2 separate regions of the Homo sapiens genome follow, and region 2 is linked to region 1. The links are chromatin loops, found by intact Hi-C in ENCODE. Cell type or tissue: A673. All regions are shown on one strand. Region 1 overlaps CDK14 (cyclin dependent kinase 14). Region 2 overlaps CDK14 (cyclin dependent kinase 14).

Region 1 (5,000 bases):
CCAACCCAAATGTCCAACAATGATAGACTGGATTAAGAAAATGTGGCACATATACACCATGGAATACTATGGAGCCATATAAAATGATGAGTTCATGTTCTTTGTAGGGACATGGATGAAATTGGAAATCATCATTCTCATTAACTATCGCAAGAACAAAAAACCAAACACCGTATTGAACAATGAGAACACATGGACACAGGAAGGGGAACATCACACTCTGGGGAATGTTGTGGGGTGGGGGGAGGGGGGAGGGATAGCTTTAGGAGATATACCTAATACTAAATGACGAGTTAATGGGTGCAGCATACCAACATGGCACATGTATACATATGTAACTAACCTGCACATTGTGCACATGTACCCTAAAACTTAAAGTATAATAATAATAAAATAAAATAAAAATAAAAATAAATAAATAAATTTATAAGTTTTAAAATGAAATAAAAAACCTAATTGGTCATTTTGGAGGGTATTACAGAATCATTTCATTACTTTAAAACTTTCTAAATACAGAATATATCAAACATTTTCCTTCCCTTTCATACCCTTTCATATACACTGTACCTCAGTATAATTAAATATTGTAGTTGATTTGAGGAAGTTTCTCTATAGATGCACTGCATGTAACAAATGAAGACGGAAAGACAGAATTTGAATATCACCATTTTGCTAACCATAATCACTTAGTAGATTATCAACAGTTAGATTCTGACCAAGTCTAAATCTAACTACTTATTTAAAAGGCATAAGGGAACAAGTTAAATAACACCATTAGGAAACAATAAGGAAAATCCAGACTTCTAAAGCTCTATAGGAGAAATTAATCTGTTTCTTCAACAAATCAACTTCAAGGGGAAAAAAGGCATGGTAGGGGTAACCCATGGACTAAAAGATTGACATGTAACTGCAATTCATTGCAATGTATAGACTCAATTTTTCTGGATTCAAACAAAGTGTATTTTAATACTGTATAGTTGATATTAAGGAACATTTAACTTTTTACATGTTATCATATAGTATTGTCATGTGTTTTAAAACACAATGCTTATCTTTCAAAAAATAAATCTAATATAAAGTAATATAAGGTCCGGGGTTTTCTTTCAAAATAATTGCAGGGAATGAATATAGATGAAATATGATCAGTCATGAGTTGCCCATGTTTGAAGATGGGTGATGGCTTCATGGAAGTTTATGACTATGCTCTCTACTAGTTATTTTCTATAATAAGTTCTTTTTTAAAGAATACAATATGCATTGGTATAAATGTGATAAGGGAAAATCTCAGCACGCTATATAAAAGAAATAGGGAGGCTGGGGCAGGAAGATCACTTCTGACCAGGGGTTTGAGACATGCCTGGGCCACACAGCAAAATCCCTTCTCCCTACAAAAATTTAAAAAATAGTTGAGCATGGTGGCACGTGCCTGTAGTCCCAGCTACTTAGGATGCTGAGGTCGGGGAACCACTAGAGCCCAAGAGTTCAAGGTTATAGCAAGCTATGATTGTACCACGCACTTCAGCCTAGGCAACACAGCATGCACATCTTTTTATATTTTTTTCTTTTTTTGAGACGGAGTCTCACCCTGTTGCCCAGGCTGGAGTACAATGGCGCAATCTCGGCTCACTGCAACCTCTGCCTCCTGGGTTCAAGCAATTCTCCTGCCTCAGCCTCCCGAGTAACTGAGATTACAGGTATGCACCACCACGCCCAGCTAATTTTTTGTATCTGTAGTAGAGACGGGGTTTCACCATGTTGGCCAGGCTGGTCTCGAACACCTGAACTCACTATGATCCACCCCTCGGCCTACCAAAGTGCTGGGATTACAGACGTGAGCCACCGTGTCCAGTTGCCCATGTCTTAAAAAAGAGAAAAGAAGAGAGAAAGAAAAGAAAGAGAGAAAAGAGAGAGGAGAGAGAAAAGAAGGAAGGAAGGAAGGAAGGAAGGAAGGAAGGAAGGAAGGAAGGAAGGAAGGTCGGTCAATTTTTACATTCCACAGGAAAGGATTAAGCTGAAAAAAGGAAGATAAAAGAATAAACCAAGAACATTCCAGGCAGATGGAACAACCTGCACAAAAGCTCAGAGGGTGAGAATGTGATGTGTTAAACAAAAATAAAGAAGAGAAGGAGGAAGGGAAAGAAAAAATGGGGGAAGAAGGATAGAGCTAGTGAGGTGTGGGTGGAAGAGCTAGAGAGGACAGGAGCCAGATCACGAAGGGCCTTCTGGGCTGCATAAAGGACTGATACAAAAAACACTGAAAGATCTTAAGAAGGGTAACAGCATGATTAACTTCTGTGTCTGCAGCTCACTCGCTATGGTGTGGAGAATTCCTGCAGGAGCACACAGTGGGAGCCGGAAGGGCAGTCAGAAAGCTGTTGTGGGGCTCTGGGTGAAACTTGGTGGCTATTCTCACCAGGGTACTGGTAAGAGCAATGGGAAAAAAGGAAAATGGTATTTTGAAGACAGAACAAACAGGCTGTTAGGATAAACTGAATTGGGATACGGAAATTATAAAGGATGACTCCATTACTTCCTGATTTTAGCATCTAAGTGGATGTAGGTATCATTTACTGAAATGAGTGAAATTAAAGGATGAAAGATTTAGACAAAATGTATCAAGAGTTCTGTTTGGGAAAAAGATCTTAGTCTGGGAACATCCAACTGGAGACATAAAGGAAGCATTGGTATTTATGAGTCTGGATCTCAGTAGAAAAATCTAGGCCAGACATATAAATTTATGAGTTACTTGGGGGACTGCAAGAGACAGCCAGTTTTCTGTTAAAGCAGAAGTAAACACTCAGAGAAGAGGTAGAAAATATGTAGGAATTTCCTGATCAGAGAATGATGTTCTATATCTAGAACACATGGAAAGAGCCTAAAGGATGGAGGAAAGGGACAGTGTGGGGCACACATTAAGAAACATGATACTTGCAAATGGTTAAAAACAAAAGGGAAGAAGAAATATGAGGGTGCAGTCTGAGGCATAGTGGATGATCAGGGAGTTTTTTTACTTTGGATAGTGCCTGGGATATGACACAGTGATGTGAGGCACAGAGGATTCCATCCTGGCAGTCTCTTGGAAGCAGTGGAATAGAGGCTACTGTTTTGGCTGCTGCTCGGCACAGCTGCCCCTATGTGCACTAGGCAAAGCATGGAGAGGGATGGGCCGAGCTTTTGCAGCTGCACAGATGACAAGGTACAGGTCCTCAACCTTGGCTACATATCAGAATCACCAGAGGAGATTTGAAACAACAATGCCTAGCTCTGCCCCTGATTTAACTGGTGTGGGGTAAAGTCCTAGCATCTGTATTTGTAAAAACACCCGCAGTGATTCTAACGTGCAACCAGGACTGAAAATCATTGTGTTAAACCTTCAGGTTCCAACACCAGCTTCTCACTGCCTCTCTTCCTTTGCCTGGTCTCTCCAAAACTGAAGTCGCCTTTTTACTATAAACATTCAAAAGTTTTTCAACTATTTTGAGTGTCCTCATAGTTGAAAGCTCAGTGGTAAACAAATGAGCCAAGTCCTTACCACGTAAAAGAGATACTGAAACAGCACCTTACTGGAAAACTTACTACTCTCAGGTATAGCTGAACAGCCTGTTTTAGATCCACCACCAGCAACAGCACATCATCCAACTGCCTATGATCCTCTTATCTACCAGAACATAACTGGGAACATTTAGCAACATTTTTAAAATAAGCAGATATATAATAGCTACAGTGTTCTGCAAGTCTACTAGCTTAAAAATCTGATCCAAACAAGGAATTAAGGTTATTTAAGTATGACTTTTTTTTTTTTTTTAACTAACTTCGTGTCACTATTTTGCTTTCTAATTGTTGAGAAACCATCGGAACAGTATTTTCATTAGAGAAGGGGGAACAAGAAGAGCGTGCAAGGGGAATGTCACACCATTTCCTTCGGTTCTGGTTCATAGATTTATCGTCTTCTGTAAAGGTTTGGACATCTCAAGACTGCTAATGCCTCTCCAATTTTTCATAGATCCTCAAAGATCACGGACAGTGATGAAACAGTTTCAACTCCAAATTTCTTTAAAATTCTGTGCAACAGTCATCTCAAGTCTTCAATCAGAACTCCAAAGAGAACCAAAGTACTATCAAATGTCCTAAGACATTTGTTAATTTAATTCACATCTACATTTGTTCTGCACTTTCATGCCTGAAACTAACTCTCCCTGGAAACAATGATATCAGGAGGTGAGTGCTTGCACTTCTTCTGTGACCTTTCTATCCCCATGACCCCTGTGTGTGTGAACTTTAAAGCCGAGCTCACACTCGGTTTCTAATTCTTCCACTTCTCTCATTGAGATGACTTGTGCTTATCTGCTTTGATGTTTGATTGTTCGGTTTTGAGAGACTTTAATCATCCATTTTAATACATTAACCTTCTGGAGTTTTAGGGCTATGGGTTGTATACTTCTCAGGACTTTGAAGAGAAATACTTCCTAGATGCAAGGAATTGTTCCAGGTGGAGCAAGAAATAACATGCATACAGCCCTTGAGGAGATTACCAGCTAACAGAGAAGACAGGAAAGTACCAAGCAACCAAAATGAATGATGAAAGAAGGAAAAATTCTAAACAAAAGTAAGGCAAAGTTATCAAGGACCAGGAATGGAAGAACTCCAAACACATCAAAAGAAGGCAAAGCACAGGAAAAATCTCCAAGTCATCCACAGAGGTAAAAAGTAGTTGTTTACACATACTCTTGAAATTACTAGAGAAGGGCCGTGTTTGATGAGATGGGATAGTTTCATAAAAAATAAGTAAATGTAGATCCTTATGAGTTTTTCAGATTGATTTTTCACACATACTGAGATTTGAAACCTACTATGTTAATTAGTTCTCTATGAGTTTTTATACATAAACATAATACCCACATGTACCATATAATGCCACATGTACCATATAATACCCACATACACTGAAAACTATGAAGAAAGGAATTCTGTGAAGGCAAACAAACACCAAATAACAAAAA
Region 2 (5,000 bases), 160 kb after region 1:
AAGCTCAGGGAGATTAAGCAACTGTCTGTTCATGGTAACAAAGCTACTAAGTGGTGGAGCAGAGTTTCAAATCCATATCTAATGCTAAATCCTTCTCATAAGCAGCTTCCTGTTATCACCAAACCTCTGCTCCAGTTTGTAATACTGTCAGAAATATCTCATTTTCTCCTATTCTCAGGGGATGGTTGCTAGCCACTTCTCTCTCTTTCCTCTTAGCCAAACTGCCAGTACTGCCTCCACAGTTTGAGCTGTTGGCTCTTGAGGTACCTAAAGAATACAAAATAGGATTTATGTTTCTCACTGCTATGTAAACTTAAGCATTCAGGTCCATAAATCTAGAACACAGAAACACAGAATATAGAGAACAAAATGCGTTTGTCTGAATAGAAAATTAGAAAGTGACTCATTATTTGTCATTAATGTTATGAAATAGAAGAAATAACTACCTTTTCGAAATCCACATTGCTAGGGTTTCTAGGTCACATACCTCCCCTAATCTGATGCTGAATGCAATGTCTTTAAATCCTGACCTTTTCAGGAGAAGCAGAATAAGGGGGTGAGGGTGAGAGGGCAGGAAACCTGGGTCCCAGACAAAGCTCCACTGTGAGAACAGAAGACTGTGGCCTGGGGAACAGCACTTACCTTCCCTGAGTACAATTTCCACCTCTACAAAACAGAGATGAAACTACATGTCCACTCCTTCACAGGGCTGTTTTGTTGCAAAAATTCACTGAAATATCATATGAAATTGTTTTGTAAACTATGAAGCCCTACAAAATATGTATTATAAATATGCAATGACACTCCTGCCTAATCTTAGCAAGCATGAAAAGGGGTTTCAGGGCTTCTGATGATGACAAAGAGGAAGACAGCAGTCTGTGCCTCTAATCCCACACACCCAGTAACCCAACCTTCCAGATGAAATCTTCACTGGACTTTCAGGTTCAGGAGCTGTGTTTTAAAACAACAGTGAGAGATAATAAGCACTGATTTAAATAAAAGGCTTGAAAACTCCAGGAAGGCATTATCACCACTGTAACTGCCATCCTAATCAAACCTCTGAGGGATGGCTCAGGATGCTCAAGGGGAAAGTTAATTGCTAGACTTTCTGATCAAGTGTGAGACGGTGAAAATTTTACCTTAAAATCACTGAAAAAAAACCTGATATTCACAATACTTACATATTCTACTTTTTAATAAATTGAAAAAGAAAACTTAAAAAAACAACTAATACCTTAAAATCTAATATTCAGAACACTTCAGGTTTTCCTTTTCAGTTGTGCTTTTTTTCCTTCCTTCTTTCCCACTATTGCCATGCCAGTATCCCAGTCTGCCATCAACCCTGCCAAAGAGATGCATATATACAGAGAAAAGCCCTTTAAAGAAAGCAAAGTAACTATAAAGATATCAAAATTCAACTAAAGAAACAGCTGCCCATTTCTTAAAATAAAAGATGTCTAATTATTGGTATTCATGTGGTCAGCCTACACCCCCAGAAGGGCACAGATCCACTCTTTCAGTCACAGCAGAAATCCTTTTAAGCCATTTGACATCCTGCACTGTGCAGTTTTAGACCTACGTATATGTCTGGGTTAGAGGAAAAACACATGATCACAAACTCTATAAAGAAAAAAGATTACGGAAGACAAAGACAACAAAAATTTTAAAATAAATAAAAAGAATTTTTAAAAATATATATATAATACGAGAAAGCCAGTGAGCTGACAAATGGCATGCTATTACATTAATAATGGAAACTATGAATATTCATTACACAATTGTCATAAATAGAAGGACGGAAAACCAGAGAGTGCAGATGGAGCAAAAACTCAGAGTGCTAAAAAAAAAAAAAAAGAAAAAAAAAGAAAGAAAACACATGCAGTCTCAGACAATATTTTTTAAGTAGGATCCCTGGGTGGAAACTTTGATCTGAGATAAGATGGGACAGTAAAGAAAGAATTTCCTTATACAAGGTAAATAAACAGTATAAACTACCCAGAATGACAGGAAGAGCTTTCAGTAAAAACACAGTCAGGGTAGTCTTCGCTTAGGATGTTTTGGAAAAAGGATAATCTAGCTCCCAAATCACAAATAAGGTTAGTAGATATTGCTTCACCCTTCCACACTCCCACTACCCACTTAGAGAAGGGACCACCCCAGATAAAAATCCAATGCACTAATGTGCAATCTCAAATGCTTTTAATTTTTATATATCTTGGGAATGAAGAAGAAAACCAAAAATATGAATAGGATTAACCCCAAAACATGTGCTCAGGGATCACAACTTTTATGCCCAATTGCATGCTGAGGACTTCAGAGAAAGATCACCGCGTTAGATTGACAGTTTTTCTACTAATAAAAGTTTCAAGAAAAGTACAGAAAACTCATAAGCTCAAGATGATAATGCATACATTTACTAAGCAAAAACATTACCACACAGACAGTCATTTATTTTTTTAAATGTGCACAGAATATTCCAAATTGTAGTTTCCAAACAACAGGGATAAAAAGATGCAGGCACTAAATTATTGACAACACTCAACATCTGACCGGTACTTTTTAATTAGCTAAGAAAGACTCCAACTCCTTAAGGCAAATGCCACAGGATTAATAGTAAATACCTGCTCTAAGCAGGAAAATCCATTTGCTTGCAGCACTTCCATTGTACTTCGTTTCTCAATTAGTCCCACAGCCTAAGGCTACCCTAATACACTTTTAGCATTAATTTGCAACTTAAAAGTTACACAATTCAAGTAAATGTAACCCAATCATCATCAAATGCAAGCAACTTTCAATGTTCCCTTTCAAAGGCCAACAATCCAGCAGGTCTCTCCAGCTGCTACTTAAACTGGCGTGAGGGCCGTGTCTGGGTCACCTCCACTTCTGGAGCTTCACTAGCCCTGTGACCCTGTGCTAGTTGCTTAACTTCTCTAAACTTCCGTTTCCCCATCTGTAAAAATAGAAATAATAGTGCCAACATTACTGGGAAAATTAAATAAGGTCCATACAGAAAAAACATTTAAGATAAATCCCATCCCCATGAATAAACAGTTGGTGAATTCCTGTGGCAAAGGAAGGAAGGAAGGAAGGCAGGAAGGCAGGAAGGCAGGAAGGAAGGAAGGAAGGAAGGAAGGAAGGAAGGAAGGAAGGAAGGAAGGAAGGAAAAAAAGTCTGAATTATGGGAACAAATTCACCTAAAAGACTCCAAAAGTATTATCTGTTTATTCTCTCAAGCAACTTTTATTCAGCACCTACTAGGTGCAAAGGACTGTTCTGAAAGAATGAGATTCAGAGAGAGGTAGAAATGCTGTCTCTGCCCTCAGGAACCTTACACAGTCTTGCAGGGGGAAGAGAGTATTTTAAGGATGTGAACATCTGCTCAAACAACAGGTCCCAAGACTGTGATGTCTACAATGGAGAAAATGCCCCAGTTACTCAACACATGAACACAAGACACATGGAGTAGAGACAAAGGGGCTTCCCCTGCCAGACAATAAACATGAGCCAGTACAAATGCAGGCAAACAAGAAAGGGAACCAAGAAGAATCAGAAAACCTCTGGCGAGGCACCAACCCAAAAACGAGGAGGTACAGGGAGATTTTCCCTCCCTCTGTATCTGGGGTAATCATCATAGACCTCTGGAAATCCTGTGACCAGATGCACACTGTAGATGTGACATATGTGAACGCTGTTTCCTTCTAAAACATGAGTTAGTAGTGCTCACATATGCAGAGCTCCTGACTGTCTTGTGGGATGCAAACTCCCATCCACCAAAAACCACCTGGCATACAAACCCCACCAGTGGACATTCCTTTTCTGCCAGATCCAGTAACACGTGGTCATAGCAAGGCCACTGTGATGGGCAGAAGTGGGGCAACAAAAGGAGGAAGCCTAAATTTGGACTTTACAGACTCAGTTTCCCCCTCTTTAAAATGTGGAGGTTCCTAAAATTAGACTGCTGGTGTTCCCATCATAAAGCCAGGAGTCTCCATGTGCCCCTCAGCTTGTGCCCACAGATGTGAGGACTCATGTGGAGGATGGCCCAAATGTCACGTGCAGCACCACACTGCATGTGCCAATGCTTTGAGAGGCACAGCCCAGCTCTATGAAACGGTGGTGCCTGCTCCGTGCCAAGACCCTTTACAGGAATTACAAGCATTATTTCATTAATTCTTACAACTTTGCCAGGTGGAGAGGGTTACCTCTGTTGTACAGATAAGGAAAAGGAGACTACTAGATGGCCTCACACAGATTATAAATAGGGATACGGGGACAAGCTGGAAGATGGGTGAAGGAGATTCCAGCGCTCTTGCACTTTCCACTCACACCCAGATTCTGAGGTTGTTCAGGTGGAGAAGCGTCACTCACCGCCGTCTGGAGAGCACAGAGTTTCAGCTAGAGACAGCATTGTCATTGCCCCTGACATGCCAGTGCCAATCAATCGATCCACCAAAAATAAAAGAAATCTCAAAGAAAAATACCCAGCCCAGTCAACTGAGTTAATAATTAGATAATTAATTTGATAAGTTAATAATTTGTTGAGTTAATAATTCCTGTGGCTTGTCTGTGCCTTGCTGATCCTTGAAGTGGTAGATGTCCCACTGAAAGCTCATAAATATTTCTCAGGTTGCCAACTAGACAAAAATACTATACATTGATACATCATCTTGTAGGACATGTATTACAGAAACATTTAATATACATACTTGTAACAGCAAGGGGATGTCAACTAGATCATGAATAAAGAGTCATATCTCTCTGTATTTGTTTTTGTTGTTGTTGTTTCGAGAGTCTTGCTCTGTCACCCAGGCTGGAGTACAGGGTCACAATCTCGGCTCACTACAACCTCTGCCTCCTGGGTTCAAGCGATTCTCCTGCCTCAGCCTCCCAAGTAGCTGGGACTACGGGCTTGGGCCACCACACCAGCTAACTTTTGTATTTTTTAGTAGAGACAGGGTTTTGCCATGTTGGCCAGGCTGATTTCAAACTCCTGGCCTCAA

Evidence for each region. Hi-C counts contacts between places; a loop is a spot of excess contacts. Peaks named below come from ENCODE experiments on the same cell type or tissue, not always from the same donor. Only the 100,000 strongest peaks of a DNase experiment are listed, where the experiment ranks them.
Region 2: it touches region 1 in a loop (13-fold over the local background); 1 of 110 quality-filtered maps calls a loop at or near these places.

Annotation. Positions count from the first base shown.
Region 1 is chr7:90,775,822-90,780,821 of GRCh38, reverse strand. The region is part of intron 4 of CDK14 (cyclin dependent kinase 14); the gene reads right to left. Among named protein-coding and RNA genes, the nearest start is that of CDK14, 180 kb to the right of the region's middle. RefSeq lists an enhancer at 3,651-3,710. In A673, no CTCF peak of the experiment used is centred here; a DNase peak (open chromatin) is centred at 2,111; H3K27ac peaks cover 4,168 bases.
Region 2 is chr7:90,619,778-90,624,777 of GRCh38, reverse strand. All of the region lies in intron 2 of CDK14 (cyclin dependent kinase 14), which reads right to left. Among named protein-coding and RNA genes, the nearest start is that of CDK14, 26 kb to the right of the region's middle. In A673, no CTCF peak of the experiment used is centred here; DNase peaks (open chromatin) are centred at 57, 1,977, 2,877 and 3,297; H3K4me3 peaks cover 548 bases; H3K27ac peaks cover 5,000 bases.